2 separate regions of the Homo sapiens genome follow, and region 1 is linked to region 2. A link is a contact called in ENCODE Hi-C or POLR2A ChIA-PET data. All regions are on one chromosome and are shown on one strand. Each heading gives the region's core, a stretch centred on a gene start or an enhancer-like site at or near the end of the contact. The rest is flanking DNA. Distances are from core to core; before and after follow the strand shown. Region 1 overlaps PALLD (palladin, cytoskeletal associated protein). Region 2 overlaps PALLD (palladin, cytoskeletal associated protein).

The links. A loop is a pair of places that touch in the nucleus more often than their neighbours do. ChIA-PET counts read pairs that join two places held with the same protein, here RNA polymerase II (POLR2A). Pooled maps may share reads with other maps.
Region 1: a map of IMR-90 shows a loop between it and region 2 (8-fold over the local background). The contact joins two enhancer-like sites. A Hi-C loop is called at or near these places in 3 of 168 maps with a recorded cell type or tissue (IMR-90, breast epithelium and heart left ventricle) and 4 of 50 pooled maps. POLR2A ChIA-PET finds 5 or more read pairs at or near these places in 8 of 52 experiments (AG04449, AG04450, K562 and 4 more).

Annotation. Positions count from the first base shown.
Region 1 is chr4:168,855,435-168,860,042 of GRCh38, forward strand. The region is part of intron 10 of PALLD (palladin, cytoskeletal associated protein); the gene reads left to right. LOC102723331 (a long non-coding RNA gene) reads right to left here. Exons shown (of 2, transcript XR_007058358.1): 2 at 1-4,608. Among named protein-coding and RNA genes, the nearest start is that of CBR4, 150 kb to the right of the region's middle. Within about 2 kb of position 2,582, at least 5 of the 41 ENCODE cell types and tissues checked have a DNase peak (open chromatin) inside an H3K27ac peak, as active enhancers do; they include IMR-90, where a contact is called at or near this core.
Region 2 is chr4:168,812,838-168,817,532 of GRCh38, forward strand. All of the region lies in intron 10 of PALLD (palladin, cytoskeletal associated protein), which reads left to right. Among named protein-coding and RNA genes, the nearest start is that of PALLD-AS1, 170 kb to the left of the region's middle. RefSeq lists enhancers at 3,033-3,667, 3,668-4,303. Within about 2 kb of position 3,259, at least 16 of the 41 ENCODE cell types and tissues checked have a DNase peak (open chromatin) inside an H3K27ac peak, as active enhancers do; they include IMR-90, where a contact is called at or near this core.

The DNA.
Region 1 (4,608 bases), core at 1,332-3,831, 42 kb after region 2:
AGTGGTACGTCTATCTTAAATGCTTTAAATTATAATTCATGATTTTTTAATTAAGGCTTTCTTATTCCATCTGATCTCTTATACACTCTAGTACCCAGTGATACACAAATTTTGTTAATTTTGGTAAGTCAGTCTGTCTGTGCAGTGTGTGACCTTGACATTATGTAATATGAATGGGATGGCTACGTGTTCCCTTTTCCCCAGGACAGTCAATCTGCCAGTTGTCTAGAGTTCTATATAGTTCAGCCTTTGTCCCAGATTAAAGGGCCCACATTTGGACACTGAATTATTTACATGACCGTCCTGAATACTAATAGCTCACATTTATCAAAGGCATGCTTGAACATTGCTCAAAATACTTCACATGTACTACCACATTTCATCTTCACAGTCTAGGAGGGAAGTGCTATCATGACCCCCATTTTATTTATTTTAGATTCACTGGTTACATGGGCAGGTTTGTTACAAGGGTATATTCATGATGCTAAGGTTTGGGTTTCCATTGATCCTCTCACCCAGGTGGTGCACACAGTACCCAAGAGGATGTTTTTCAGCCCCTCCCCACCTCCTTCTCTCCCCACTTTTGGAGTACCCAGTGTCTGTCGTTCCCATCTTCATGTTTGTGTGTACACAGTGTTTAGCTCCCACTTATCAGGAGGTATTTGGTTTTCTGTTCCTGCATTAATTTGTTTAGGATAATGGCCTCGAGCTGCATCCATGTTGCTACAAAGGACATGATTTTGCTCTTTGTTGTAGCTGTATAGTATTCCATGGTGTGTATGTACCACATTGTCTTTATCCAATCCACCATTGATGGCATCTAGGTTGGTTCCACGTCTTTGCTGTTGTGAACAGTGCTATGAGGAGCAAGTGTACATGTACCATGTGGGGTTTTTTGGTAGAATGATTTATTTTCCTTTAGGTATATACCCAATACTGGGATTGCTGAGTCTAATGGTAGTTCTATTTTTAGAACTTTGAGAAATTTCCAAACTGCTTTCCACAGTGGCCTAATTTACATTCCCACCAACAATGTATAAGCATTCCCTTTTCTCCACATCCTGGCCAGCAGCTGTTGTTTTGACGTTGTAGTAATAGCCATTCTGACTGGTGTGAGATGGTATCTCATCGTGGTTTTGGTTTGCATTTCTCTGATGATTAGTGATGCTGAGCATTTTTTCATGTTTGTCAGCTGCTTTTATATCTTCCTTTGAGAAATATATGACCCCCATTTTAAAGATGAAGAAGCAGGTTCAGAAAAATTAAGTGATCAAAGAAACTCAGCCAGTAAATAATAGAGTCTAAAATTTAAACACAGGCAGTCTAACTCCAGAGCCTACATGGCTAAGAAGTACAGCATTACCTTTCATTCCTAAACCAGTTAAGAAGTATATGAATAAAACTCCTAGAGGATGGAAGGGTCCTTTGGAACTGGGAAGTTCTTGGAGTCCTTGAATAGAAATGCTTTCCCAATTTGCCAGTGCAGGGGCCCTTTATGGGAAACAGTGAGGACCATCCAACAGTCCAATTAACTGAGCACAAAGCACAAGGCATATTTGTTTTTCTTTCTTTTGAAAACATAAATGTTAGAAAAGTTCAGAAATGAAGAGATTTAGAAGTATAAACTTATAACTGTTGGAACCATCCTCGTATTTTCTAGACCAGTCTTCCTTCTCTCGACAACCCTTCTCTCATGGCCATTCCTCGCCCTCCATGTTTTCATGAACAGTGTGATTGACTACTCTGATTTTGTTAGCTAGCCAAAGTGGAAAATGAGAACTCGGTGAGTGGGCTGGTGTATGCTGCCTGCCAGAGGCAGCGCTCTGTAAGACGACTTCATTGTTTGCTTACCCTAATGCTCCATTACATCTCAGGATTTATTTATAAATTATTTGTTTTAGGATATGGTACTAGCTTCATGAACCCCATTGTAGACTTCACATTTAGAAGTGTTTTTTCCAACTCTTTTTTACTTAATTTTCATGAGAATAGTCCTTACGTCAAGATGAAAGAAAGGTGAAACACCAGGTAGAATCAGCAAACTGATAAGCAGCCCTGTTTAAATCCATGGAAAGGTAATGTTTAAAGAAGACATTTGTTTTAATTGATTTTTATTTTACGTGTACACATTAACTTCATAAATCTTACCTTTCATACCAAGAAGCCTAGATCAGCTAGCGTGTTAATATGCTGACGGCTGAGAGCAAAAATAGATAACCTAAAGTTGTCTAACAAATTAGACATCACTTAAGAGGAAACTCAAGTGTGTTTCAGGGAGCAGTGGCAGATCTGCCTTAGATTTTTAACCACTGCATCATCCTGTTAATCAAGATCAATCAGATACAAAAATCTTTGGTCAGAACCAGTATTACAAAAGAACCTAAGAATTTCTGCTTTCTCATCTTTCTGTTTACCATAACACAGGCATATATCCAAAAATATATAGAAAGCAAAAATTTGGAGAGAATGACATGCGCTTTCCTAAATGCACCTTAATGCTTTCCCTGGTGTTACTATTACTACTGTTGGAAGCATCACTGTTGAAATGAGCCTGTACGTCACACACATTGCTCCCCACACAGCAACACTTCTGATGAGGGCAGCCCCCTGCCTTGTTATTCATTGAGAAATAGAAACTCTGATTATTTAGAGCAAAATTTCAGATTTGAAGAAGTTTTCCTAATAAGGAAGAATGATGTAATTTTCATGGAGGGGGGCCAGGTTCCCTTCATTTGTTTTATTTATATTAGCTGAATTCCAGGGGAAAATGGGCTATGAAGCATGAGGGCTGCTAACTATATTTAGCCACACAAAGTTAGTACATCAGGGGTCATTTTTTCTTTAAGTTATACACTCATAAATGGGCTGGAAGATATTTTTCCCGGCATCTTGTTTTTATAAAGTTTGATCAAGCATAAATACTTTTATTAAGATGCTATCTTTTATTTCGAGTGTGAAGAAAGTATCCATTGTAATCTCTTTAATTTGGCATGTTTCTCTGAGATACTGGTTTTTGGGTCAAAAGATGGATAACTAATAACAATACCTTGGTTCAGAAGATTGTATTAACTTTCCAGAGTGCTCACGCCTGTCATCCCAGCACTTTGGGAGGCCAACTCAGGAGAATTGCTTGAGCTTAGGAATTGGAGACCAGCTTGGGCAACACAGGGAGACCCCATCTCTACAAAAGTAAAAAAATTAGCTGGGCACGGTGGCACATACCTGCGGTTCCAGCTACTTGGGAGGCTAAGGTGGAAGGATCACTTGGGCCTGGGAGGTCGAGGCTGCAGTGAGCCGTGATAGTGCCACCGCACTCCAACCAGGGCAACAGAATGAGACCCAGTCTCAAAAAAAATAAAAATTAAAAAAAAAAATCCAGAGTGGGCTTTAAGAAGGAAGCAATAGTAGTTTCTTGGAAGAAAGATAATGTGTGTTTAAGAGTCCCGTTCTGCCCATTGTCTGGCACTATTCAATCTGGATTCACTCCCATCCCCCTCACCTTACTCTAAATATAAAAATAGTCGGTGCGTCTTAAGACAGTAGACTATCATTTTTGTACTTTTGCATTAAGACTTTTATTTAAATGTATTTATAAACTGGAGAAAAATTTGTAGCATTTAAACATAAAACCTCAGCGTTATAATTGGTCATTCCTTCCTCTTGTCAACGTGTTACAACATTTTTGCTTTGCTCTGTTACATGACTCGGGGCTTACCTGCATTTCACGTGAGAGAAAAGTCAAATTCATCTCCACCCCACAGCCTGCTATCTTCTGCCTTTTACCCTAAATCTTTGGAGGCGACAGCTTCCTCCCCATGACTGATAGTTATCCATGCTCACAGCTGCTGGCAGGACTGACTCCTTTACAACTGTGGCCTTGTAGTTGATCTGAACAGGATGATCCTGTCTATGGAAGCGGAGTCTTCTCTCACTGCCTGAAGGAGAAGGCTCTGCTGGAGATGGAGGGCTCTCATCTGTCAATGGGTAGCACCGACGGTGCCCCAGACATGCTGACCATGTGTGGATGTCTTAGAAGAGTGGAAAGGCTTGAGAAATGCAAGCTTAGAATCATTTCTAATATTACTTGATGGGAAGTCAGCAAATAGGAAACTTGTAAAAAATTGGAGGACAACTTTTTGCCACTATCATGGACAAATCTATCACCACTACCCCAAATATCGGTCCCTCAGAGACCAAGTCCTTAGATTCTGAGGCTCTGCTGTATAATTCCTGTTCAGTAGAGCATCTGGCGAACCTCTAGTAGGACAAACAGACAGTAACCCTTGTGAGAAGTGAGGGAACTTTTAGAACTAGGCCTCAAGGAGCACTGTACAGTAGAAACAGAATGTGAACCACCACAATGAAGACCACATATGCAGTTTGTTTTCTAGTAGTCACATTAAAAAGGAAAAAGAAATTAATTTTAATAGTACATGTTGTTTAACCCAATATATTCAAAATATTATTTTAACATGTAAATAATATAAAAATTGTCATAAGATCATTTTCCAATATCTTTTTAAACTAAATTTTTTAAATCTGCTGTGTACTTGACACTTACAACACGTCTCAATTCTGACTAACCACTGTTCAAGCACTTAATAGCTA
Region 2 (4,695 bases), core at 2,009-4,508:
ATGGCAACTATTTTCCTTCTTTCCCCATCAAAACCTGGAGTATAAATGTGGGCGTGGAAATTAGAGGGAAGCCTAAAATTTGTACTGGTCCCCAGCCCCCGTGTAGATTCATCAGCGAGATCCCAGGCTGTTTGAAAGAATGCTGGGCCTGGAGCTGAGGGACCTCCCCAGAGGCAAATTGATGGTTGGAATGCTGCTGCAGAAGGGCTCAGTGTCCCTGTGGTTCTTTAAGTCTGGAATTTTTCTTTCTTTTGAAAAACGTACTTTTGGGGGGGGCGGAAATGAATTTGAATCTATTTTCTACCACATGTTTAATGACCGAGGTGATGTATTTTTTCCTCAAATTATTATAACTCCCAGTAAAAATTCAAGCCTGTAGAAGGTAAGGAGGAGATTATATGATGAAAGTATTATTGATTTTAGTGGAATCATGGAATTTAACATATCTTCTTTACTTCCAAGTTAGTGCTTTTCACTCTACATCATGCCCAACACTTTCCTAGGTAAACAAGGGCTATAAAAGAAGGGCTTTTAATGTATCTCTTCCCCTGCTTTGGAGCAAGGCAGTTACAGAACAACAACAACAACAACAAAAATAACATTATCTGATTGATTGGTTGATTGGTTGGTTGATTTTAGAGATAAGGTCTTGCTCTGTCACCCAGGCTGGAGTGCAGTGGTGTGATCGTGGCTCACTGCAGCCTCAAACTCCTGGACTCAAGCAATCCCCCCACCTCAGCCTCCTCAGTAGCTAGGACTGCCGGCACATGCCACCACACCCAGCTAATTTTTAAAAAATGTTTTAGAGTTGGGGGTCTCACTGTGTTGCCCAGACTGGTCTTAAACTCCTGGCCTCAAGTGACCCTCCTGCCTCAGCCTCACCAGTAGCTGGGATTACAGATGTGAGCTGCTGTATGATTCTGTCTCGCATAATTGGATATATTTTAAATGGTAAACTTGATCTGTATAATATTTGGACCTCCCTCAAAAAACAAATCATTCATGAAGCTTTGGAAAGGCTATTATAACCAAATAATGTGTGCATAAGGAACCTTCTCCCCACATCTCTGAGCCCCTTTTCATTATGGAACCTCACAGCATCCCTCAGGATATCCCTGAGCCCAGGGGAAGATGAGAGTGGGAGGAATTTCAGTGATGGGAAATAGAATCAAGTTAAAGTAAACTCTGAATTCGATAGAGACAGTGTGGGATGAAGCAACAACAAAAAAATGTATTAAGACGCTATCAATAATACATTTTGCCAGCATTTTTGAGACGTTCCAAACCAGTCTCAGAAAGTTTGAGACTGATCCCAAGAAAACAATGAGAAAGGTTGAGTCTAAGCCTAAAATTTTGGCTGAATTTGGAAATTATCAGTGTGAAGGCTACACACCAAAAATATAAGAACCAACTGTCCTGAAAGTTTGGGAGTTAAGATTTGGGGAAATTATTTGAAATCATTTCAATCTACCAATTCCTGATTTTTTTGCACTAAGAATTGAAATTCTGAATCCCTTAATTTATGTATCAAATATATCTACCAGCAGTGCAGGGACAATGAGGGTGGAAATGCATTAACTAATAGATTATATGGACTGCCTTAAGCAACTGTATAATTTCTGTTAGGATGAAACCGAACCATGTTGGGAATTCTGATTTAAAATGAGGTCTGTACTTTATAGATGTGGAAAATAAGGTTCATAGGACGAAATTACTTCCTCAAAAGCGACATAACTGCGTTGCAGCAAAAACGGCAGGAGAGTGCAGGTCTCTAAGCCAAGTCTTGGACTAGGTTCTTGATTCCAACAGTTCTCCAGTGATGCTTCTGAAGACACTGGGCTGAAAGTGAACAGTGACCCTCTTTCCCGAATGTCTATAATTTTCTCAATTTAAAATTTTTCTCCTAAAAGACAATGGCTATTTTAATCTTTTCTGTTTGTTTGTTTGTTTTGAGACACAGTCTCGCTCTGTCACCCAGGCTGTAGTGCAGTGACGCGACCTCGGCTCACTGCAACCTCCACCTCCTGGGTTCAAGCAATTCTCCTGCCTCAGCCTCCCAAGTAGCTGGGATTACAGTTGTGTACCACCATGCCTTGCTAATTTTTGTATTTTTAGTAGAGACGGGGTTTCACCATGTTGGCCAGGCTGGTCTTGAACTCCTGACCTCAAATGATCCACCTGCCTCGGCCTCCCAAAGCGCTGGGATTATAGGCATGAGCCATTGTGCCCGGCGAATATTTTAATCTTTTAGTGACCTCTGCCATTTTTCTTTTCAAGAACAAGATGAATGAGCAAATGTAAACATTTTAAAATTAACTTGGAAGGGCTTTGACAGATTTCATTTCTCATGGACATATGCTTGTGACTGTTTCAATATTGCAGGCATACACTAGCATCATTTTCTTTTAGCAGAATTGCTTGGTGCTCCTGTAATAGAATGAAGTGTAATAGTGTGCAAACATTCACAACTTCCATGTGCTCTAAAACCTAAACAAGTTTGAACCCACAAGTCACTTTGTAAGGCACATCCAGGCTCGTTGAGATTCTAACTGGTGGAAATAGTTGAAAGTATATTTGTCACTTACACCTTGCCTATATCCAAGAAGGATTTGAGTCTTCCTCCAACAAGAATGCATCCAAGCCAGTCTAAAACTGTCCTCCATAAAATAGGGAAATACACTTTGGGAATTTCATAAGCTAAACACTATTTCCACATTGGTCACCATGGTGAACACAAATATGCAAAATCGACTGAATGGTAACAAGGCAGGGAGAGAACGTGCTTCCTATAGGATTTGATCTGCTGCTTATTCTGATCAAAGTGGAAACTATAAAGGTTGGTTGGAGCGGATAGCCCAATGCCTGCCCAGTAACAGGGCTGCAGGAATTAACACGGTGGACGAGGGAAGGTACAGACCATTTTCGGTGGCTAAATGAGAAATAATACTAAGCGATAGGATATCCTGTATGTTTAGATTACTTGCCTCTGAAAACGAGCTCCAATTCTTTTTCAGAACAAGTATTGGGAACAAACTGTGGATATTTAATCACTTAAGGGTACTTTCTTCTGGGAAAATCGCTCACTCTTAATTTTTCAGTTGAGTTAGACAAGGGCTAATTGCAAGAGGATTAAAACCTTGAAAACTGCTTTGTTCAGCTTATTGTTTCAGGTTTCCCTTTGGAGTGTGGATGATGTGTTTATTTGACATAATGAATACCACCATCCGCTTTGTTCCGGGAACCAAAAGGCTATGTGCTTGCCCAAGGAATTTCTCAGTTGTTTATATGTAAGGAAACACTGCTCTGTGTTATTGGATGGGACCATTACAGCTCTTTCTTAAATAGGGAATGCAGAGAGCCGTGCTTTCCTCACTCACATCTGAGCAGAGAAACCAGAAAATAGCCTTCAGCACTCCAAATGCCTGCTTGTTTTCAACACAAGAGAGCAAAGGGAACATTTATTGAAAATGTGTGTTCTTCGCTTAGGAACCCAGAGCTTTACTTTGTGTTATTGGCACATCTACTTAGACCTATGTTATATGTGTATGTGTGTATATATATATATATATATATATATTTTTTTTAAGTATTAGATTGGAGTGCTTGGCATGAATCATAGATTAGAGAACATTGACAACTAACCAGATAGTGAACTCTGCCTCTATCAGCCAAATCTAACTGCCAAAACACTGAGGAATAAAGTAACCACTAATTAAGCAGCCTGGAGTTTTGTTTTTGGGTTTTTTTTGGTGGTGGTTGTTTTTAATACATACCCTGCCATAGGATGAGGGCAATTGTGTGAAATACATGCTTTGCGGTGACTTCCAGTGATGCAACATAGCAGTCTTTTTAAACAGCTGAAAACTCTCTGGTCCTTTATGGTTTCCAAAAGGTACTCCTTAAATGGGCATAACTGATGGGGGATTGGCTAGTGAGCTACAGAGAAGGCTGAGTCAGAGTGACCTGTTGGAGCTAGCCCCGTGTGTGTGTGTGTGTGTGTGTGTGTGTGTGTGTGTGTGTGTGTGTGTGTGTGTGTAGAAAAGGGGGAGCCGTGGGCAAGGGGCGGGGGTGAAGGGAGGCTGCAAGCTTGGCAGAATGTTTGAACAAGACAAAGAGCAGTTCCAGCGACCAAATAAGGAAGTGAGTGCTGAAGTATTTCAGAATAGAAGTGTGTCAGGGACTCAAGGCAATTGCGGAGAGTAAAAATAGGCAAAGAAGAAAGGGCAAAGGATTTTTGTTTTACTTGTTCCACAAAATAAACAGGGAAAGAAGTATCTCTGGTCTTTCAGCTGGAGTGAGAAAAACAGATCGTATCTATCCCTTTCTGTTGGCTTTTTATAGACATGTGTCTGAAGAGATGTTTAGAAGCTCTTTCAGTGGCAATGGCAATAATAAGCATGCTTTTGTTAAAGACAGAAAAACGCAAGTTGTGCATTAGACGCACCATCACATTCCCTTTATGTGTAATGCATGAAACTTTTAGCCCAAGATGATGGAAGTTTCCAAGAACCAACAGAAATATCTGGAAACCCATTTTCAGACATGTCCTGAACACTGAATTATAACTGTATCCTTTGAGAAAAATCTTACCTCTTAACAAGCCAGTTAAATGTCCATTAGATACAGTGTCTAACTTAAATATGTTGATAGTTACTGAAAAAGATGTCAAAAGAGGCAAATTACGCAAAGAAACTG